Linked DNA regions of Homo sapiens: region 1 is linked to region 2. A link is a loop called in an ENCODE intact Hi-C map of the cell type or tissue named here. Cell type or tissue: body of pancreas. All regions are shown on one strand. Each heading gives the region's core, and the rest is flanking DNA. Links, peaks and the distances in the headings are about the cores only. Region 1 has its middle 17 kb from the start of ZBTB40. Region 2 has its middle 30 kb from the start of EPHA8.

Region 1 (4,399 bases), core at 181-4,180, 99 kb before region 2:
GTCCTGTTGGAAAGTGTTGCTTTCGAGGTCTCTATTCAGATTCCCTGTTCAGATTTCCATGGTTTTTGTCTCCTGACTGATACATACTCCATTTTTCTTATATATTGTTCCAATGTTTTTAAACAAATACAAATGTATATTCTTATATCTGCCGCCCATCACCACCATTAGCACACAAATAGCAACTGTAATGTAAGTGCAGCAGTTTGACAAATTACTTCCAGTAGGACAAATCCAGAGCCAATTCTGGTCACATTCATTTGTTGAATGTATCGTCTAAGTGCTTTCATGCTACAATGGAAAAGCAAGTCACGTAGTTGCAACAGAGATTATATAGCAGACAAATTTGAAAATATGTACTATGTAGCCCTTTACAGAAAAGGTTTGTTGATCCCTGTTCTATATCTTTGTAAAGTTAACCATGCAGTCAGCCTTCTGTATCCTTGGGTTCCACATCTATGGATTCAACCAACACCAGATCGAAAATGTTTGGGGAAAAAATACAAAAGAACAACACAATCATAGAAAATAAGACAGCTAGGCCGGGTGTGGTGGCTCACACCTGTAATCCCAGCACTTTGGGAAGCCGAGGCAGGTGGATCACGAGGTCAGGAGATCGAGACCATTCTGGCTAACACAGTGAAACCCCGTCTCTACTAAAAATACAAAAAATTAGCTAGGTGTGGTGGCGGGCGCCTGTAGTCCCAGCTACTCGGGAGGCTGAGGCAGGAGAATGGCGTGAACCCAGGAGGCAGAGCTTGCAGTGAGCCAATATCGCACCACTGCACTCCAGCCTGGGCGACAGAGCAAGACGCCCTCTCAAAAAAAAAAAAAAAAAAAAAAAAAGACAGCTAAAAATATGGTACAACAACCATTTACCTAGCATTTACATTTTATTAAGTAGTATAATCTAGAGATGACTTAAAGTATACAGGAGGATGTGTGTAGGTTATATGCAAATATTAAGCCATTATAGATATCAGGGACTTGAGCATCCATGGATTTTGATATACGGGGGTGGAGGGTTAGTTCTAGGACTACCCCTGTAGTCCTAGAACTAACCCTCCACCGATATGGACTGATTTTATGTATTGAAGTTATTTCCCTATAAAGATGCTTAGAGCTTCTTCACTTCTTTAAAACTACATAATACAGCCTGGGTGACAGAGTGAGACTCTGTCTCAAAAATTAATTCATTAATTATTTAATTAAACTGCATAATATGCCATTATATGGATGTATCACAATGTATTTAAGCTAGTTTTTTTTTTGTTTGTTTGAATTTTACTTTTCTCCTATTTCAGGAATCCTTTCAGTGAATAACTTTGTATATACATTCTTTAGTACACATGCAGGTATGTATAAAATCCCAGAAGTGCAATTATTGGGTCACTGGGAAAATGCATTTTAAAATGTTGGTATTATTAATCTGCATAGGGATCGTAGAGTGGAGTTCCATTTCAACCAGCAATGGATGGGAATGCCCGTTTACCATCACATTGTCAGACTTCCAGAATTTTTCCTAATGAGTAGGTGAAGAAAAGATATTTCAGGGTAGTTTTCATTTGCATAATAATACTATGAATTAATCGAGCATCTTTTTGAGTATTTATAAGTCATTTTCGTGCCTTTCATATGTATTAACTGCTTCTTTGTGTCTCTGCTCATTTTTCTAAGATTTTGAAGATTTTTGGTCTTGTTCTTGTGAATTTCTAGAAGCTCTTCATATATTAGGAAAATGAATCCTTTGTCTGTAATATGAGTTTCAAATGTATTTTCCCAGGTTGTTATTTGCGTTTAGACTTTATTTATGGATTTTATAAAATGTGATTGAATTTATCAATCTTTTCTTTTATGGTTTTGGGAATTTGACTCAATTAGGTCTTTGCCACCTCAGGGTTATAAAGAAATTGCCCATTTTTTCCTGGTACTTTAATGTCTACAATTTTTTAGCTTTAAGTCTTTGATCTTTTTATGGTTTATCCTAGCATAAGATGTGAGGTATAGATAAAACTTCTTTTTCAAATTATTACCCAGTTATCCCCAACTTTTAATTATAAAGTTTATCTTTACTTCACATCTTTAGCATAAACTAAATTTCTGTATGTATCTTGGTGTATTTCTGGACTTTCTTTTTGTTCTATTGGTTTGTCTGTTGATGTGCTAATTATTCACTATTTTAACTGTTGAAGCTTTAAAATATAGTTTAATATCTGGCAGGGCTGGCTCTCCACATTCTTTGTTGCTTGTTTTTCCATTTGAACTTGATAGTCAGCTTCTCCAGTTTCAGAAAAAAACGTGTTGGTATGTTTGCTGGGAGTTAACATTTTTACGTTGTTTACCTTTCTTGGTCAAGAAATGGTATGTGTTTCCGTTTGCTCGAGTTTTTCGTTTTATCCTTCATTAATTTTTTTTTTTTTTTTAGACAGCATCTCACTCTGTACAGTGGTGTGATCTCGGCTCACTGCAACCTCTACCTCCCAGGCTCAACTGATCCTCCCACTTTGGCCTCCTGAATAGCTGGGACTACAGGCACCCACCACCATGCCCAGCTAATTTTTGTATTTTTTATAGAGATTGGGTCTCACTATGTTGCCCAGGCTGGTTTTGAACTCCTGAGCTCAAGTGATCCTCCTGCCTTGGCCTCCCAAAGTGCTGGGATTACAGGCATGCGCCATTGTGCCCAGCTTATCCTTCACTAATATTTTGAAGCATATACATTGGTATTTTATCTTGCCTTGCTATTGTAAATGCAGTCTTTTATTCCATTTTTCTCTTCTAACTGGTTTCTGTATATTTGTTTAATATTCCATCTCCACCTTATCTTAGCACATTTTACTTCTTTTTCCTTCCCCCACATCTCTCTCTCTCTCTCTCTTAATATATTTGATTCTTTAGGGCTTTCTAGTTATATAATCCTGTTATCTCTCATTTTTCTTGGATTGTACAGAATAATACCTTCAATTTAATGTTAAAGAACAGTGGTGAGAGTGGGCATCCATGTATTGCTCCTAATTTTAGGAGAAATGCACCAGGGTTTCCCAATGAAGCAGATATACTGTGACAATAATTTTCTTCCTAAAAGAAAAAAAGTGATAAATTAGATTTCATCACAGTTAAAAACTTCTGCTTTTGAATGATACCTTATGAAGATGAAAATATTCATAATACAGACTGAAATATTCATAATACATACATATGACAAAGGACTTGAATCCAAAATATATTTTGGATATCACCTGAGGTCAGGAGTTAGAGACCACCCTGGCCAACATAGTGAAACCCCATCTTTACTAAAAAAAAAAAAAATACAAAATTAGCCGGGCATGGTGGTGGGTGCCTGTAATCCCAGCTACTTGGGAGGCTGAGGCAGGAGAATCATAACTGACAACACCAACTGTTGATGAGGATGTAGAGTAACTAGAACTCTTGCATATTGATGATGGAAGTATAAATGATACAACCACTTTGGAAAACTGTTTGGTAATTTCTTATAAAGGTGCATAAACACCTCTGCCTCCCAGGTTCATATGACCTAGTCTTCACATTCCTAAGTGTTTAAACAAGAGAAATGAAAACATATGTTCACACAAAGACTTGCACATAAATAAATACTCATGCCGGACGCGGTGGCTCATGCCTGTAATCCCAGCACTTTGGGAGGGCGAGGCAGGTGGATCACGAGGTCAGGAGGTCGAGACCATCCTGGCTAACATGGTGAAACCCTGTCTCTACTAAAAATACAAAAAAATTAGCCGGGTGTGGTGGCACATGCCTGTAATCCCAGCTACTCAGGAGGCTGAGGCAGGAGAATCGCTTGAACCCGGGAGGCGGAGGTTGCGGTGAGCCGAGATGGTGCCATTGCACTCCAGCATGGGCAACAAGAGTGAAACTCCATCTCAAAAAAATAAAAAATAAAAAAATAAAAATAAATACTCATAAACTTTATTCATAATACCTGAAGCTGGAAACACACAAATTCATACATTCACACAGGTGAATGAATACACAAATTGTGGTATATCCATATCAGTGGGCCCAGTAATTAAAAGAAACAAAACTGATAAATGTAACAATATGAATACACCTCAACTACGTTATGCTGAGTGAGAGAAGCCAGGCACAAAACACTACATATTATATAATTTCGCTGATATGAAATTCTAGGATATGTTAGAATTCCATATATATTACATATATAATATGTAGTGTTGTATAACATGTAACATGTTAACATATTCTAAAATTTCATATCTAGAAATTCTGAATATGAAATTCTAGCAAGTCATCTATAGGGACAGAAAACAAATCAGTGGTTGTTGGGAGATGAGGATTGGAGAGATGGGAAGATGGGCAAGTCTAGAGGGGGAGGGAGAGTGTTGAACTGGGAAAGAGTACA
Region 2 (4,399 bases), core at 198-4,197:
CTCTGAAGCCTTAAGGGATCCTTATAACACCCACTTTTCATTTATCTCTTGAATCTCAACTGCCCCGAAAGTACAAAGTGCTGAGCAGATAGCTGTAAAATAAACTAAACCTTTCTTGGTGAACAGCTGAAAATGTCACATTGCTGGCAGCCAACAAGGAAACAAGAGCAGGAGACCCGGATGGGATGTACATGAGTTCTGCAGGAAGCACCCAGTGTTTAAGACGAGGGGAGGGGCATCAGATCCCGCAGCCCTGACGCTGTAGAGAGCAGAGGAGTTGGGGAGGTTCTATGCTCACTCCTCCTGGGACAGTTCTGGAGGAGCACAGATGGACCCTTGTTCAGAGTCCGCAAGTGTGTTTAGGAAGGAATGCTGCCCTGCCTAAGTGCTGTCTTTGGAGAGCAGGGCTGGAGCTGCCTATGTCATATTTTGGGCAGTAGTCCTGAGAGTGTCCCAGCCAGCTGCAGTGGGTAATTGTAACATACAGTTGGGCCCCAGCCACATTTGAAGGTATGCAGAGGTGAAGTGCTGCTGCAGGTCGGGTGGGATTGAGCAGAGCTAGGAAGTGGGCCGAGGGGTTCCCTCAGTGATCTTCTGGGCCAAGGTGGCTGGCTGGAAGGAGCTGAGCAGCATGGTGGAAAAGACATGGGCTTGGGAGCTTCCTAGCTCCACGTCTTACTAGACAGATGACCTTGGGCGAGTTTTTCCTGACAGTGACTATGAGAAGAAAGTTAACATTTGTAAAATATCTGACAGAGTATAGACGCTTCGTAGATGATGGCTGTTCGTGTTTATAATATTTTAGAAGGGCCTGGAGGAAGAGCTGGGGCAGAGGACAGCTGGAAAGGAAGAGCTGGGGCGGAGGACAGCTGGAAAGGAGGTACCTAATGTGTCCTTAGATAACAGGGTCTGAAACCCAGTGCAAGGGTCTCCAAAACCAGGGTAAGAGGAGGCATAAACCCAGAGACCCCAGCCCAGGCCAGAGTGAACAGTGGTACGAGGGGAACAGGATCTCCCGGGTTGGAACAGGGGCTCTCAGCTCTTTGGCACTGCAGCAGAGGGGTCGCATCTGAGTAAAGGCAGAAACCTGGGAATGTTGGGTGGGGACACATCCAGTGAGAGCAAAGGAAATGGAAAAACTAAGTCTGCAGTGATTTTTGGCTTCTCTGCCTCTTTAGTGTTCACTGTCTATCCTTTTCTCCATGGGCTTATGCTCAGGATATGTTTGGAGTGAAAGGTTAAAGGGGCTCTGGCACCATGCAGAGGTGTCCTAGACCAGGGTCTTTACTCTTCATTAAGAGATGAAGAGGTTATAAGGACGTGGACATAGAAACCAAGTTCATGTTCTCGAGAATGTTCTGCAGGCTTTTCTTCGTGCATCTGTCCTGCCTTTTGGCCTTTCACCAGGGCAGGTGTAGGTCCCATGCCCACCAAGACCTCTGTATCTCCTCCGCATACTCAGACTGGGCAGTACTCAGTGGATGCTTAGCAGATGCTGCCGACTGCTGGAGACAGGGACTCTGACCTTGGGCTCTCTCTTCCGAGGGGTAGAGGAGCTGCTTCCTATTCTGCAGCTCTGCACCACATGTTCAGTATGAGCTGTTTCTAGCCAGTCGTGGAATACGCTATTATTCCATCTACTCTCCATCCACCTCATGTCTGCAACCTTGTGAGGCAGAGCCAGCACTTGGCGGGGTTGCGTGTGCTGCTAGAATCCTGAGCTCCATCGTGGAGAAAGAACTTCCCCCAGCTTTCCCTGTCACTCCCTAAATCTGTATTCTGCGATGTCCCAAATCCATCCACTACACGATTGAAACCCTAGGTATGCAGTTGTGTATTTGGTGCCTTAATCCTCACACAGCTTCATCTCATTTGAGATTCTAACCAGTATGAGGACAGGGACCACATCCTATTTACTGCCCTCGTTTCTCTGAGAGTTAGGAGTGCTGTGTTGGGCACACAGAGGCTCTGCCAGAACCAAGTGGTACCCCTCTTGCTTACCTTCATTTCTCGGCTCAGGGAGAACCCAACTTCCACATTTTACTCTGGTCATTGAGGCTGTACCCCAAGTTACCCGTGGGCTGGTCTGTCAGAACATCCTCCTCTCTTTGTCCTCTGAGGAGAGATTAGCAGAAGGCTAAGAGCAGCCAGCCAGGCCCCACCACTCCCAGCTGCTCTGATCAAACACCATTCCTGCCGCTTCTTCTAGCTCTGGCTCCCCCGGCGCAGGCCAGAAACAGCTGATCAAACACATCAGGACAAGGTCAGTCCAGGGACCCACGGTCCCCTCCAGGGGAGATTTCACAGCCCTGCCATCAGGAGGGTCTGATAAAAATGGGCAGGGGGCGGGGAAGGGGGCCTGTGGGGCTGGCACAGGACCAAACAGCTTTTCATTTTGTTTAAGGTTGAAACCCCTGTGCTCCACACAGGGTCCACACCAAGCCAGCATTTCCAGAAAGGCAGAGCTGGAGCTGAGGAGACGGGAGCTGTGTGTGCACGTATGAGTATGTGGGGGTGAGAGAGATGTCAAGAGCACATGTGGGTTTGGGAGCATGGGATTATTAGATTGTCACAGGATGACTTAAGATCCTCCCCCGCTAAACTGCGACCCCTTCAAGGGCAAGGACTGTGCATTATCCTCGTTCTCTCTCTTACATGCACATGTGTGTACCCAGCAGTTAGCCTGGCACATCAGGTGCCTGATTGCACAGGTATGTTAGACCTGAAGTTCTGGGACTCGGTGAGGTCCTGTTACCGGGCTAAAATGGTGCCTGGCTCCCGCTCCTACAGGACTCATCAGCCAGGTAAGGATTATATATGAATGAGAAACAGATACCAAAACACCCATGTCTGTCCAGACTCAAGATCTAAAGATCCCAGCGCCTACAAATTCTGTGGGGGTTTTGGTTAGTTGGTTGATTGGTTGGTCTTTTTCATGGGTAGGGGAAGGAAGGGGAGGATTAATATTTTTTAGAAATAGGCCAGGCGCGATGGCTCATGCCTATAATCCCAGCACTTTGGGAAGCCGAGGCAGGTGGATCATCTGAGGTCAGGAGTTCGAGACCAGCCTGGACAACATGGTGAAACCCCATCTCTACTAAAAATATAAAATTAACCGGACGTGGTGTGCATGCCTGTAGTCTTAGCTACTTGGGAGGCTGAGTCAGGAGAATCACTTGAACCCAGGAGGCGGAGGCTACAGTGGGCTGAGATCACGCCACTGCGCTCCAGCCTGGAGAAGACAGAGCGAGACTCCATCTCAAAAAAAAAAAAAAAAAGAAATATCCTAATTAATAATTGGTGTTATTACATGCTTACCACACATTAGACACTGGATGAAGAGCTTTTTGTAATTTTTTGTTTTTTTGAGACAGAGTCTCACTCTGTTGCCCAGGTTGGATGGAGTGCAGTGGCACGATCTCAGCTCACTGCAACCTCCACCTCCCAGATTCAAACCATTCTCCTGCCTAAGCCTCCCAGGTCGCTGGGATTACAGGTGTGCACCACCACACCTGGCTAGTTTTTGTATTTTTAGTAGAAACAGTGTTTCACCTTGGTGGCCAGGCTGGTCTTGAATTCCTGACTTCAGGTGATCCACTTGCCTCGGCCTCCCGAAGTGCTGGGATTACAGGCATGAGCCACAGTGCCCAGCCCAGTAATTCTTATTTCTTAGAATTCTAGCACCAACTCCACAATGTAGGTGCTATTATTATCCCTGCATTACAGATGAGGAAACCAACACCAGAGAGGTGAAGTCGCTATGTAGCTAGAGAGCAGCATAGCTGGGGTCCAAACCCAGCTGTCTGACTCCAGAGTCTGCTCTTAAATCGCTTGCTATTTTTAAGCATTTCTTGTTTAATACCTAATCAGCCAGAAAATGTGGCTTATCCCCACTTCCTATGCCTTAAGCAGCCTTGCTGTCACACCTGGACTGTTGTCATAGAGCCAAGGACTCTCCACCTGCTTTCTCTCCTTTCCCGTCCCCTCTGTCCATCCTGCCTGAGACAGCCAGGCAGGCCTAAAACTGCTTTTATCAGCCAGAAATGTGTCCAGGAGCAAAGGGTCATGTCCTTTGCCTTGCGTGGGATCAGTGGCCTGGGTCCTGTCACTTTTTTGGACCCCATGCTCTTCAGTCTCACCGGTCCTCAGTTGACACTTGACAGCTCACTTGGGGCTCTTCCTTGAGATGCAGGACAGCCAGAGATCCTGGCACTGAGGAGACATGTCTCGTATAAGCAGGTAAGCAGCAGAATCGGGAGTAGGTCTGGGCTCTTCGGAGACCTGAGACCTGCGCTCCTCCCACTGCTGCAGTGGCACTGTGGAGCCTGCCTGGAACAAGCCCCTCCAGCCCAGGGGGCACACAGTCAATGCAGGGGGCGCATAGTCAATGCAGGGGGCT

The links. Hi-C counts contacts between places; a loop is a spot of excess contacts. Peaks named below come from ENCODE experiments on the same cell type or tissue, not always from the same donor. Only the 100,000 strongest peaks of a DNase experiment are listed, where the experiment ranks them.
Region 1: a loop joins it to region 2, with 2.1 times the contacts of the local background. A loop is called at or near these places in 10 of 110 quality-filtered maps.

The regions. Positions count from the first base shown.
Region 1 is chr1:22,432,612-22,437,010 of GRCh38, forward strand. It overlaps a transcript of ZBTB40 not described here. Among named protein-coding and RNA genes, the nearest start is that of ZBTB40, 17 kb to the right of the region's middle. In body of pancreas, for the core only: no CTCF peak of the experiment used is centred there; no DNase peak of the experiment used is centred there.
Region 2 is chr1:22,531,227-22,535,625 of GRCh38, forward strand. No RefSeq gene overlaps it. Among named protein-coding and RNA genes, the nearest start is that of EPHA8, 30 kb to the right of the region's middle. In body of pancreas, for the core only: no CTCF peak of the experiment used is centred there; DNase peaks (open chromatin) are centred at 2,225, 2,683 and 3,935; H3K27ac peaks cover 1,915 bases.